4 separate regions of the Homo sapiens genome follow, and all the other regions are linked to region 1. The links are chromatin contacts, found by Hi-C or POLR2A ChIA-PET in ENCODE. All regions are on one chromosome and are shown on one strand. Each heading gives the region's core, a stretch centred on a gene start or an enhancer-like site at or near the end of the contact. The rest is flanking DNA. Distances are from core to core; before and after follow the strand shown. Region 1 holds the start of THUMPD3 (THUMP domain 3 tRNA guanosine methyltransferase). Region 2 holds the start of TATDN2 (TatD DNase domain containing 2). Region 3 holds the start of VHL (von Hippel-Lindau tumor suppressor). Region 4 holds the start of BRK1 (BRICK1 subunit of SCAR/WAVE actin nucleating complex).

Region 1 (3,299 bases), core at 459-2,958:
CACTCACCTCAGCCTCCCAAAGCGCTGGGACTACAGGCATGAACCACCACTCCCAGCCCCTTTGCACATTTATAAATTGTGTTCTTTTTGGTTTTGTTTTGTTTTAAATTCGGTTTATCTTTTTGTTGTTGGGTTCCTTTCACAATAAGTTAACTTTTGTCAACTGAAAAATAAAAATAAAATTCTATGCCCCCCAACTGACTGAACAGGCCCTCTCTTGGCCAAGGAGACCCTAGAAAAAACTTGGAAGCTGAGTTCCTACTCATGACAGGATGGGAAGTCGGACACACCTCTTTATAACCCCTCCCTCTATAATCGCCATTAGATTTTCTTTCCTAAGGGTTAAACAGAAACCAGCCCTTTTGAAAGACTCACTCCACCAGCCTGATGCTGACCCTCCCATTTGCAGTTTCAATAGAACAACCGACTAGCATTCCTTCCTGATAAGAGATCACCCACCATCCAGGGAGTGGTTCTGGCCAGTCGACAGAGGACGTGCAGTGAGGGTTTTCACATCCCCTGCTTCACCTTTTGAAGTCAAGCGGTAGAAAACTCTACCCTTGGATCATGCTAAGGCCACCATTTTTTAAACATGGGATCCACAGAGAGGCATGAAGCTCAACTGCACATGCACAAATTGCTCCTTTCATAAATATTCGTGACCCCTCTTACAGTTTATTTAACATGTATATTTGGCCACTGTGTTTAGCATAAATCCCTGTCTTATTCTTCCAACCCTGGAAGTGCCTGTTTTTGGCTTCTGACTGGAAGCTAGGCTTCCCAGTCTGTCAAAATGGCTACCATGCAGGTTCAACTCTTTTTTTTTTTTTTTTTTTTTTTTTTTGAGATGATGTCTTGCTCCCAGACTGGAGTGCAGTGGCACAATCTTGGCTCTCTGCAACCTCTGCCTCCTGGGTAAGCAACTCTTCTGCTTCATCTTCCCAAGTAGCTAGGACTACAGGTGCAGGCCACCACATCCAGCTAACTTTTGTATTTTTAGTAGAGATGGAGTTTCACCATGTTGGCCAGCCTGGCCTCAAACTCCTGACCTCAAGTGATCCACCCGCCTCAGCCTCCCAAAGTGCTGGGATTACAGGCATGAGCCACTGTGCCCGGCCAGGTTCAACCCTTTATGAGAAATAAAGTTCATCTGATTGGGCACAGTGGCTCATGCCTGTAATCCCAGCACTTTAGGAGGGCTAGACAGAAGAATCACTTGAACCCAGATGTTCGAGACCAGCTTAGGCAACATAGTGAGCCCCACTATTTCTATTTTTTTTAAACTAAAGAAAAATATGAAGTAAACAGTGCTAAAATAGTGATGGCAATACAGAAATCAGGAACTAGTGGCATGACATTTTGAGAAAGATATTTAAATAAGCTGGAGAGACTCGGTGTCTCCAGCTTTAAAACAGAAATCAGTCTCTGCCACTTCATAGGTGCTAGAACAAAAGAGACTTGTTCCAAATGAGATGACGCATGTGAAGCGCTTACCCAGTGCTCGGCAAGGGGAAGCACTCTCTAAACGTTAGCAAATACCATGGTAGGACACAAGGCCCCTGACTCTCCGCTTTCAGCTTACTGAAGATCCTCAAAACCAACAGCACACAGCTTCCAGCGCATGCTCCTTTCCCCAAGACCTTGTGGGGGAACCCGCCGCCAGCGCGGAGCCACCGTGACTCGTAGCCTGACTTCCGTTTCCGGGGGCGGCTTCCGGCGGCGTGACCTGACCGCAAGAGGCCAATGGAGTGTGGGAGCTGAAAGGGTCTTCGCTGGCGGCCGGTAACTGGCGGCGGTTGGGAACGGCCGAGTGTGGCTCTTCTGGTGTTTCAGCTTGGGGAGAGAGGGGTGGCCTTCCTCTTGCAGTTGAGGCCGGCGCCGAGCCGGACTTCAGGCGGATCTCGTGGCGGAGCCCATCTTGCTCCCTCTCCCAGGCCTTTACCCGCTCCCTAGGATTCCCGGGCCCTGTAGGTGGGAGTTGGGAGACGTGAGTTCTCTTTCATTCTGCGCCTCTCATTGGCTCTCTGACCTTGTGCGGAACGCGTCCTTTAGCTGACCTCAGCTGCATTTTTTAGAAGATGGAGATTGTATTCACAGTGACTGTCAGCTTTTTAACGGCGGGAACTGACGTAGTGTTAAACACTGTCGTGTATCGCTGGCACAGCACAAGGACATTATAGGTATTCTGTACTCAATTAAGTTATTTTGAGTCACAGACCTTTTGAAAATCTCGTGTAAGCTATGGCCCCTCCACCTCTCTAATACTTCCCCCGGCCCCCACCCCAAGCACACACAAAAGCTTATGCATAGGAAATTTGTTTTACTATTTCGGATTACTTCCAAGATCTCTCTCCTGATGCCCATCTATGGATCCCAGAGTCTGGCAAGTAGTAGGCGTTTGAACATTTGTAATCATTAGATAGTAAGTATTCAGTTAACCATTTTTATTTTTAATTTTTTCTTTTTTTTTTTTTTTTTTTTTGAGACAGGGCCTCACTGTGTCACCCAGGCTGGAGTGCAGTCCTCCCACCTCAGCCTCCCAAGTAGCTGGACTCCAGGCGCCCACCACCACGCCCAGCTATTTTTTGTGTTTTTGGTAGAGATGAGATTTTGCCATCTTACGCAGATTGGTCTCGAACTCTTGGCCTCAAGCAATCTACTCACCTCAGCTCCCTAAAGTGCTGGGATTACAGGCATGAGCCAGTGTGCCCAGCCCAGTTAATCATTTTTAAATGCATGAAATGCTATTTCACAGGAGGGAAGAAGATAGATAGCCTATTAATAAGTTTTAATTATTGGCCTAACCAGGTACTACTCTCACTTGTCTCCTAACGACTCTAGGAAAGAGGTATTACTAATTACTTAATTACATTTGAAGGTTTGGGAGAATTAATTTGCCATAAGTCATTCAACCTATGATGGTGGAGGCAAGAATTCAAACCTGTATCTATCTGAAACTCCAAAAGCCCCATATTATTATTATTATTATTATTTATTTTATTTATTTATTTATTTTTTTGAGACAGAGTCTTGTTCTGTTACCCCAGCCGGAGTGCAGTGGCATGATCTCAGCTCACTGCAATCTCCACCTCCCGGATTCAAGCAATTCTCCTCCCTCAGCCTCCCAAGTAGCTGGGATTACAGGCTCCCACCACCACACCTGGCTAATGTTTGTATTTTTAGTAGAGACGGGGTTTCACCATGTGGGCCAGGCTGGTCTTGAACTCCTGACCTCAGGCAATCTGCCCGCCTCGGCCTCCCAAAGTGCTGGGATTACAGGTGTGAGCCACCACGCCCAG
Region 2 (3,299 bases), core at 593-3,092, 890 kb after region 1:
GCCTCAGCCTCCTGAGTAGCTGGGACTACAGGCATCTGCCACCAGGCCCGGCTAATTTTTGTTTTTTTTTTTGTATTTTTAGTAGAGATGGGGTTTCACCATGTTAGCCAGGATGGTCTCGATCTCCTGACCTCGTGATCCACCCACCTCGGCCTCCCAAGGTGCGGGGATTACAGGCGTGAGCCACCGCACCCGGCCCCTTACCTTGTTTTTTGATTATTGCCAATCTAACGAGTGGAAAATTATAATTTTATATGTACTTTTTAATTTAATTTAATTAATTAATTTTTTTTTTTTAGAGACGGAGTCTCTCACCCAGGCTGAAGTGCAGTGGCGCAATCTTGGCTCACTGCAAGCTCCACCTCCTGGGTTCACGCCATTCTCCTGCCTCAGCCTCCCGAGTAGCTGGGACTACAGGCGCCTGCCACCACGCCTGGCTAATTTTTGTATTTTTAGTAGAGGCGGGGTTTCACCGTATTAGCCAGGATGGTCTCGATCTCCTGACCTCGTGATCTGCCCGCCTTGGCCTCCCAAAGTGCTGGGATCACAGGCGTGAGCCACCACACCTGGCCTTACATGTACTTTTTTAATGGTTGAGGTGGAGCCATCTTTCTTATATTTAGGAGCGTTTCATGATTTGTTTTTGTTCATTGCTTCCTTTGCCTTTTTTTTTTTTTTTCCCTGAGACAGGGGTCTCACTTTGTCTCCCTGGCTGGAGTGCAGTGGCAGTAATCTTGGCTCACTGGACCCTCGACTTCCCAGGCTCAAGGGATCCTCCCACCTCAGCCTCCTGAGTAGCTGGGACTACAGGCGCCCACCACCACACCAGGCTAATTTTTGTGTTTCACTAGAGACAGGATTTCACCATGTTGCCCACGCTGGTCTCGAACTCTTTGCCTCAAGAGATCCACCCACCTCGGCCTCCCAAAGTGCTGGGATTACAGACGTGTGCCACTGGACCCAGCCTCCTTTGCCAGTCTTAATACTAAGTTATTTTATTATTTTGGGAGAATTGCTACATCGAATATCAGCCCTTTGTCATATGTTTCGAGTATTTTTCTGAATTTGTACCTTGTCTTTGATTTTTTTTCTTTTTTGAGACAGGGTCTTGCTCTGTCCTCCAGGCTGGAGTGCAGTGGCGGGATCACAGCTCACTGCAGCCTCGACCTCCCGGCCTCAAGTGATCCTCCCACCTCAGCCTGAGTAGCTGGCATCACGCCCAGCTAATTTTATTTTTTGTAGAGATGGGGGTCGCACCATGCTGGCCAGGCTGGTCTCTAACTCCCGAGCTCAAGCCATCCTCCCGCCTCGGTCTTCCAAAGTGCTGAGATTGCAGGCGTGAGACACCGTGCCCAGCCGTCTTTAATATTTTTCACCAGGCGGATAGTTCACATTTTTGTGTAGTCTTTTTTTTTTTTTTTTTGGTGCCTTCTAATTCTAATTCTTCCCATTTCTGGGTGTGTACTTAGTCTCTCTGAGCCACAGTTTTCTGCTCTATAAAGTGGGGTGATAATGCTCAGTACACGGTTTGCTTTGGCTCGATGAGAAATCCAGGTCTGAAAGCTTCAGGTACAGCGGCCGGCGCTGAGGAAAACAGCGTTAAGTGAGGCGCGTCAGCGGACACCACCTGCCTGCACATCTGGCTGGCCTCAACTTCCCGCTGTTCGAGCCCACGTGAGTGGCTCCGCCCCATCTGGCTTCTGACCAATGGACGAGCTTCCTAAGGCGTACCGTCCCGACTCCAAGGCGCCTGGCTTTGAGGCGGGCTGCGTCTTGCTCGGAGTCCCGCCCCTTGCCGGGTCGAGCAATGGGCGCCTTCCGTTTGGCGCAGGCCCCGCCCCTGTCGCTCTCCGGCCTGCGGGCCGCAGGGCTCGTTCCGGAGGGCGGGCGCCACGGAGGCCGGAGTGGTCGCAGTTCGGGCGGAGGCCGGGCCAGGCGGGGCTGTAGGGCTGGGGCAGGCGGCGGGCTGCCCGGCGGGACAGCTGCGGCAGCCGGCGGGGGGCGTCCTGAGTTGGCGGTCGAGGGCGCTGCCAGCTCCCGAGGGGCCGCTCGGGCCCCTTCCGGCCCGGGTCTGGTTGGGCCGCAGGAGCAGGGCGGGCTGCGGCGCCCGGGTCTGGCCCTGGCCTACGGGCTAAGCGCCCGGCCCCGGGGCCGCGGATCCGGCAGCCATGTGTGGATCTTGAAGCGCCATGTGGTCTTCTGAAGCGCTTGACAGTTCTAAAGGGCTTTATATTGCAAACTGATCAAAGCGCTTCGTAGCCCCGGAAGCGCTTAGGCATCTCCGAAGTAGCGCTGGGCAAAGTGAAGGCTTCCTGATCTCAGAAGCACGTTGTGGGCTTGGAAACCGACGGCAGCCTTTAGTCAATTTTGGATCGCTTTGACTTCTCCAACACGGTTTGGCATCTCTGAAACCTTGAGAACTGTGATGGGCAGTGGAAAGAAGAGGGAAAGGTCAGTGAGGCTAGCCCCTGGCTCTGCCCTTATGTCTTGCCGTCCTCCTGGGCCCGGGGTGGCGGGAATCTGAGGTGGGGTCGCCAGGAAGGGTGGTGTTGGAATCCAGGCCCCCTGTACCTTGCAGGTGCCCATGGCGTCCGAGCGGGGCAAGGTCAAGCACAACTGGAGCAGCACGTCGGAAGGGTGTCCCCGCAAGCGCAGCTGCCTCCGGGAGCCCTGTGATGTGGCCCCCTCCAGCCGGCCAGCTCAGAGGTCTGCGTCGCGTTCTGGAGGGCCCAGCAGCCCCAAGCGCCTGAAAGCCCAGAAGGAGGACGATGTGGCTTGCTCGCGGAGGTTATCCTGGGGCTCATCCCGCCGCAGAAATAACTCCTCCTCCTCCTTCTCCCCACATTTCTTGGGCCCTGGTGTGGGCGGGGCCGCCTCCAAAGGCTGCCTGATTCGGAACACTCGGGGGTTCCTGTCTTCAGGGGGATCCCCTCTGCGTCCTGCCAACGCCTCTTTGGAAGAAATGGCTTCTCTAGAGGAGGAAGCCTGCAGCCTTAAGGTAGGTGGCTGCCACGCTTTGCAATCGGTGAAGCCCCTTCCACATGGCTTGAGAGGTTGGGGATGGGAATTTTGGTGGAAGGAGACTACAAAACATTACATCCTTGAAGGTCTGGAAGGTCTTTCTAGAAGTCCACTCCCCCCAAACTCGAAGACCTAGCAGTCTTCCAGGCGCGTGGCCTGAAGTTAAGTAGAGAGGTAATTTTCAAACTCGGCAGCACTTTGGAACTACTTGGAAAGCTTTAAAATACTTGGGCCTGCCTCCTACTCCAGAGAAACTGATTTATTGGGCTGAGGTGTGG
Region 3 (3,299 bases), core at 800-3,299, 780 kb after region 1:
CTCAACCTCCCAGGCTCAAGTGATCCTCCTGCTTCAGCCTCCTGAGTAGCTGGGACTACAGGTGCACGCCACTATGCCTGGCTAATTCTTTCATTTTTTATAGAGACAGGACCTCGCTATGTTGCCCAGGCTGGTTCCAACTCCTGAACTCAAGTGATCCACCTGCCTTGGGCTCCCAAAATCTCGGGATTACAGGCGTATAGTGCTAGGCCTTCACATTCTTATATACCCTTCTGTTTCCTTAGCTGTGAAATGGAGATAATGACATAGCCTTAATTCACGTGGGATGCTTAGCACAGTGTCTGGCACTTGATAGATTTTTTTCTTTCTACTTGAAATTTATTTTTGAGCTGGGCACGGTGGCTCACACCTGTAATCCCAGCACTTGGGAAAACCAAGGCAGGCAGATTACCTGAGGTGAGGAGTTCAAGACCAGCCTGGCAAACATGGTGAAACCCCGTCTCTACTAAAAGTACAAAAATTACCTGGGTGTGGTGGCACACACCTGTAATCCCAGCTACTCCAGAGGCTGAGGCACGATAATCACTTGAACTCGGCAGATGGAGGTTGCAGTGAGCTGAGACTGAGCCACTGCACTCCAGCCTGGGTGATAAAGCGAGACTGTCTAAAAAAAAATTATTTTTAACTAATATAAAACTCTCTGAACCCTTCTTTTTCTGAGCTGCTTCTCCACTTGAGTCCATCCCACATCATTGAACATTTAATTACACAGAATTGTGTACCATCTTCCTTGACCCCCAGATCTTTAGCCTTCTATAGTACCCTGTCTCTTTTTGTCGTACTAGTCACAGTTGCACTTTTTTTTTTTTTTTTTTTGAGACAGAGTCTCATTCTGTCACCCAGGCTGCAGTGCAGTAGCACAATCTCAGCTCACTGCAACCTCCGCCTCCCGGGTTCAAGCAATTCTCCTGCCTCAGCCTCCTAAGTAGCTGGGATTACATGCGCGCACCACCACGCCAGGCTAATTTTTGTATTTTTAGTAGAGACGAGGTTTCACCATGTTGTCAGGCTGGTCTAGAACTCCTGACCTTGTGATCAGCCCACTTCAGCCTCCCAAAGTACTGGGATTACAGGCATGAGCCACTGCACCCGGCCATAGTTGCTATTTTATTTGTGTGATTGATTACCGTATGACGCTTTTATTGAAGTGCAGTGAAGGCAGGAAACATGACCGGTTTTTACAATATTTTCAACACTTATCACCATAGGTGGTACATAGTAGGGCCTTAATAAATATTTGTAAAATGAACAAAGTTAATGAGTGTTTATGTTTGTAGTTTTAATTGCTCTGAAGTAAATATCTGATTTTCCAATTTCCACCAGAGTGCTCTGCACATAGTAGGTCTAATTATTTTTCCCTCTTTACTAATCACCCATGCCTTGTAAGAATTCAGTTAGTTGACTTTTTGTACTTTATAAGCGTGATGATTGGGTGTTCCCGTGTGAGATGCGCCACCCTCGAACCTTGTTACGACGTCGGCACATTGCGCGTCTGACATGAAGAAAAAAAAAATTCAGTTAGTCCACCAGGCACAGTGGCTAAGGCCTGTAATCCCTGCACTTTGAGAGGCCAAGGCAGGAGGATCACTTGAACCCAGGAGTTCGAGACCAGCCTAGGCAACATAGCGAGACTCCGTTTCAAACAACAAATAAAAATAATTAGTCGGGCATGGTGGTGCGCGCCTACAGTACCAACTACTCGGGAGGCTGAGGCGAGACGATCGCTTGAGCCAGGGAGGTCAAGGCTGCAGTGAGCCAAGCTCGCGCCACTGCACTCCAGCCCGGGCGACAGAGTGAGACCCTGTCTCAAAAAAAAAAAAAACACCAAACCTTAGAGGGGCGAAAAAAAATTTTATAGTGGAAATACAGTAACGAGTTGGCCTAGCCTCGCCTCCGTTACAACGGCCTACGGTGCTGGAGGATCCTTCTGCGCACGCGCACAGCCTCCGGCCGGCTATTTCCGCGAGCGCGTTCCATCCTCTACCGAGCGCGCGCGAAGACTACGGAGGTCGACTCGGGAGCGCGCACGCAGCTCCGCCCCGCGTCCGACCCGCGGATCCCGCGGCGTCCGGCCCGGGTGGTCTGGATCGCGGAGGGAATGCCCCGGAGGGCGGAGAACTGGGACGAGGCCGAGGTAGGCGCGGAGGAGGCAGGCGTCGAAGAGTACGGCCCTGAAGAAGACGGCGGGGAGGAGTCGGGCGCCGAGGAGTCCGGCCCGGAAGAGTCCGGCCCGGAGGAACTGGGCGCCGAGGAGGAGATGGAGGCCGGGCGGCCGCGGCCCGTGCTGCGCTCGGTGAACTCGCGCGAGCCCTCCCAGGTCATCTTCTGCAATCGCAGTCCGCGCGTCGTGCTGCCCGTATGGCTCAACTTCGACGGCGAGCCGCAGCCCTACCCAACGCTGCCGCCTGGCACGGGCCGCCGCATCCACAGCTACCGAGGTACGGGCCCGGCGCTTAGGCCCGACCCAGCAGGGACGATAGCACGGTCTGAAGCCCCTCTACCGCCCCGGGGTCCATTTTGCAGACGGGGAACTGAGGCCCCTTGAGGCAGGACACATCCAGGGTGACGCTGCTCGTAAGCGTCAGAGCATTCTTTTTTTTTTTTTTTTTTTTCTGAGACGGAGTCTCGCTCTGTCGCCCAGGCTGGAGTGCAGTGGCGCGATCTCGACTCACTGCAGCCTCCGCCTCCCGGGTTCAAGCGATTCTCCTGCCTCAGCCTCCTGAGTAGCTGGGATTACAGGCGTGCGCCACCGCGCCCGGCTGATTTTTATATTTTTAGTAGAGACGGGGTTTCACCATGTTGGTCAGGCTGGTCTCGAACTGCTGACCTCGTGATCCGCCCGCCTCGGCCTCCCAAAGTGCTGGGCTTATGGGCATGAGCCTCCGCGCCCGGCCCAGAGCATTCTTTATAAGGCCGAATAGTTTGCATTTGAAGGTGGCTCCCCCCAGTCCCCCACCCCACGTGTATTTTCCCCTCAAAGAAAAGCTGCATCCTTAACACCCCATCTGTTCAGTCCTCATGACTCCAGTGGGCCAGTTCTGCGTAGTCCCTGCCCTCGTGGAGAACACATTCCTCCTGGGGAGACTGACAGATGCAAAGACAGGAACAAGCCAGGGTCATGTTGGCGCCGGAAGAGCCGACCGTGTGTGGCGTGGGAAATTGACTTACCTGCCTGCTGGGAGATGGAGGGGTTGCGGTTGTGTGGTTTCAGTTAAGGAGCACTTCCCGGAGAAGGAAGAGAGCAGGATGGAGTAGGAACTAGCCAACCCTAGGTAAGA
Region 4 (3,299 bases), core at 337-2,836, 750 kb after region 1:
GATTGTAAGTATTCCCTGAAATGAGAATAAAGTTGTTCATATTCCACTACCTTAGCAAAGCAGATAGTGACTTTTTTTGTAGATCCTTCTTGTCCTCAAACATACATTTTTCCATAGTTGCAATTAAAGAAAAATGTGGGCCAGGCAGGGTGGCTCATGTCTGTAATCCCAGCACTTTGGGAGGCCGAGGTGGGCAGATCACTTGAGGTCAGGAGTTGGAGACCAGCCTGACCAACATGCTGAAACCCCGTCTCTACTAAAAAATACAAAAAATAGCCAGGTGTGGTAGCGGGCACCTGTAATCCCAGCTACTTGGGAGGCTGAGGCAGGAGAATCACTTGAACCCGGGAGGCAGAGGTCACAGTGAGCCAAGATCGTGCCATTGCACTCCAGTCTGGGCATTAACAGAGAAACTCTGTCTTAAAAAAAAAAAGTAAGAAAAGGAAGGAAGGAAGGGAGGGAGGGAGGGTATTTTGTTTTTCCCCTCAATTTATTGTATGTGTTTTCATGTTGCTTGTGTTCATAATTAGCATTTAAATGACTGCATAATAGGCCGGGCATGGTGGCTCATGCGTATAATCCCAGCACTTTGGGAGGCCGAGGTGGGTAGATCACCTGTCAGTTCGAGACCAGCCTGGCCAACATGGTGAAACCCCGTGTCTACAAAAAATACACAAATTAGCCAGGCGTGGTGACGTGAGCCTGTAGTCCCAACTACACCAGAGGCTGAGGCTGGAGGATAGCTTGAGCCCAGGAGTTCAAGCCCAGGAGTTCGAGGCTGCAGTGAGCCATGATCATGCCATTGCATTCCAGCCTGGGCGACAGTAAGACCTTGTCTCAGGCTGGGCGAGGTGGCTCACACCTGTAATCCCAGCACTTTGGGAGGCCGAGGCGGGCGGATTGCCTGAAGTCAGGAGTTCGAGACCAGTCTGGCCAACATGGTGAAACACCATCTCAACTAAAAATACAAAAAAATTAGCCGGGCGTGGTGGTGTGCGCCTGTAATTCCAGCTACTCGGGAGGTTGAGGCAGGAGAATAGCTTGAACCTGGGAGGCGGAGGTTGCAGTGAGCCGAGATCACACCACTGCACTCCAGCCTGGGCGACAGAGCAAGACTCCGTCTCAAAAAAACAAAAAACAAGAAAAAACCTTGTCTCAAAAAACAACACAAAAACACAAATTTCCTTCTGAAAGGGACTGTTCCAGTTTGCAGTGTGCCCAGCTATTTATGACCATATTATTTTTTAGACTCCGTCTAAAAAAAAAAAAGACTTGTATTTAATGTGATTTAATCGACTGTGCCCATCTCACTGCGGACACTGAGTGCGCAACCTGAGCCTGGAGCAGTTGAGGGAGACGGCAAGACCCCACGCGCCGTGTAACGACCATAACGCGCGTGCACTACAACCTCGCCGCCGGCGTCCAGGCTTCTGTGTTCTATAGCGTGGGAGTAGAGAGCAAACGCCGGCGAGGACGTGACGTTGCACAGGCCTATCATAGTGCCCGAGAATTCGTGGGTGCTCAAGAGGATGGGTGTGGCCTGGCAGCGCAGGCGCACTAGAGGCCTGTAGGGTCGGGGCGCCTGCGCAGTCGCTCTTCCTCAGGCGGCGGCCATGGCGGGACAGGAGGATCCGGTGCAGCGGGAGATTCACCAGGACTGGGCTAACCGGGAGTACATTGAGATAATCACCAGCAGCATCAAGAAAATCGCAGACTTTCTCAACTCGTTCGGTCAGCGGGCCAGCAAGGGGAGGCGGGGAGGAGGGAGGCCGCTGAGGTGGTTGGGCTGGGGCGCCGGGGAGATGCTTTGAGAGGACTCCCGCAGCCTTCGGCTGTTGCGGGTTTTCACTTCCTCCTTCAGGTCCCACCTTCTCCCTCCCGCCCTGACCCTCAGGCTCCCGTAGACAGTCTCTGTAGGGTTATCCTGCCCTACGCTGAGCTCATGGCTTCCTGCCATCCCTCTGGATCCATTCTACAAGTCCTTCTCCTAGACGCGTCAGGCAGCCCCATCCTCGCTCCGTGGTTCTTCTCCTAAGTGGTCTCCCTGCCTCCTTTGTACTCTGCATCCATTCCGGTCCCCACTTTGCACTCAAAGTGAGCATCCGGGACCGTGTCACTCCTCTGTTTCAAGACTGTTGACCGTTCCCCATCTTCAGGATCTGGTCGATACCCTCTAGCGTCGTGCCTTTTAGTTGGACCCGTTGTCAACCACTCCCGTCTTGTCCATTCCTTCCTGTTTCCTGTGTCTGCTGCGGTGAGAGTGGTGGGAGATGAGGTCAGAGGGATGCCAGGATCTTGTAGGACCTTGGAAGTCCTCTCTGTATTGCTAGTATATATAGCTTATGGTAGGTGTTCTGTCTGCTTCTAGCCCATTCCTCAGAGCTAACACAGGTCGGGTGCCTTCAGCAGAAAGATATCTTTACCAGAATCTTTCCTAGGCATGGCCTGCTTGTGACAGCCTTAAATTCTTCCTTATGAACAGCAAGCAAAGCAATCGAGATTCCTACCCCTTCTTCTCCAAGTGTTTAACAGAACTTGGCACTGGTTAGACTTTCTTGTGTAATTACAGGATATAGGGACTAGTGTACTTTGGAAAGATTTTTAAATGAATGATTCTCTAACTAAAGGACTGATGGCCTTAGGAGTACAAAGGTGACAGAGCAAGAGATTGTCAGAAAGCATCAGCGAGAGATGCTAGAGCTCCATATGAGGCCCTCTCTTAAGGCATAGTGGGAGACACAGAATAAGAACCACTTCCTACATTCAAAGAAGTTCTAATCTTGAAGATGAAATAATGACAACTTCAGGACAAAGAAGAGCATCATTTTTGTATTAAAGTATTTTCATACAGGGTGTTTAGGACTATAATCGTGGCTGAGTTCAATGGCTTATGTCTGTAATCCCAGCACTTTGGGAGGCCAAGGTGGGAGGATTGCTTGAGCCCAGGAGTTCAAGACCAGCCTGAGCAACATGACCAGATCCTATCTCTACAAAACAACGACAACAAAAAAATTAGTTGGGCATGGTCATGCACACCTGTTGTCCCAGCTACTCGGGAGGCTGAGACAGGAGGATCACTTGAGCCCTGAAGGCAGTGAGCCATGTTCATGCCACTGCACTCCAGCCTAGGCGACTGACTGAAAATTGAAAAGCCTAAGCTTAGGATTTGCAAAGGAGAAATGTCCCTTTTCTTGCTTTATAGGCAAGGAGATATCAGCTTGGATATTTTTATGTCTAATTTGTAAGAGTCACATTTTATGATCAGATAGAGAGTAAAGACTTTATTTGGGCTTTTCAAC

What was found. A loop is a pair of places that touch in the nucleus more often than their neighbours do. ChIA-PET counts read pairs that join two places held with the same protein, here RNA polymerase II (POLR2A). Pooled maps may share reads with other maps.
Region 2: a map of CD8-positive, alpha-beta T cell shows a loop between it and region 1 (4-fold over the local background). The contact joins the promoter of TATDN2 here to the promoter of THUMPD3 in region 1. A Hi-C loop is called at or near these places in 1 of 168 maps with a recorded cell type or tissue (CD8-positive, alpha-beta T cell) and 8 of 50 pooled maps. POLR2A ChIA-PET finds 5 or more read pairs at or near these places in 2 of 52 experiments (MCF 10A and activated naive CD4-positive, alpha-beta T cell).
Region 3: a pooled map shows a loop between it and region 1 (4-fold over the local background). The contact joins the promoter of VHL here to the promoter of THUMPD3 in region 1. A Hi-C loop is called at or near these places in 4 of 50 pooled maps. POLR2A ChIA-PET finds 5 or more read pairs at or near these places in 2 of 52 experiments (T-cell and activated T-cell).
Region 4: a loop to region 1 is called in a pooled map, with 7 times the contacts of the local background. The contact joins the promoter of BRK1 here to the promoter of THUMPD3 in region 1. A Hi-C loop is called at or near these places in 10 of 50 pooled maps. POLR2A ChIA-PET finds 5 or more read pairs at or near these places in 3 of 52 experiments (T-cell, WTC11 and activated T-cell).

What each region holds. Positions count from the first base shown.
Region 1 is chr3:9,361,346-9,364,644 of GRCh38, forward strand. It overlaps THUMPD3 (THUMP domain 3 tRNA guanosine methyltransferase), which reads left to right and starts at 1,709. Exons shown (of 10, transcript NM_001114092.2): 1 at 1,709-1,782. It also overlaps a transcript of SRGAP3 not described here. RefSeq lists enhancers at 1,439-1,648, 1,869-1,928, 1,999-2,078, 2,099-2,158.
Region 2 is chr3:10,246,617-10,249,915 of GRCh38, forward strand. It overlaps TATDN2 (TatD DNase domain containing 2), which reads left to right and starts at 1,843. Exons shown (of 8, transcript NM_014760.4): 1 at 1,843-2,451; 2 at 2,579-2,998. The coding sequence starts at 2,585. RefSeq lists a silencer at 1,729-2,158 and an enhancer at 2,411-3,279.
Region 3 is chr3:10,139,729-10,143,027 of GRCh38, forward strand. It overlaps VHL (von Hippel-Lindau tumor suppressor), which reads left to right and starts at 2,050. Exons shown (of 3, transcript NM_000551.4): 1 at 2,050-2,459. The coding sequence starts at 2,120. It also overlaps the pseudogene LOC124906359. RefSeq lists an enhancer at 2,967-3,299.
Region 4 is chr3:10,114,089-10,117,387 of GRCh38, forward strand. BRK1 (BRICK1 subunit of SCAR/WAVE actin nucleating complex) reads left to right here and starts at 1,587. Exons shown (of 3, transcript NM_018462.5): 1 at 1,587-1,731. The coding sequence starts at 1,614. RefSeq lists enhancers at 1,395-1,684, 2,135-2,184.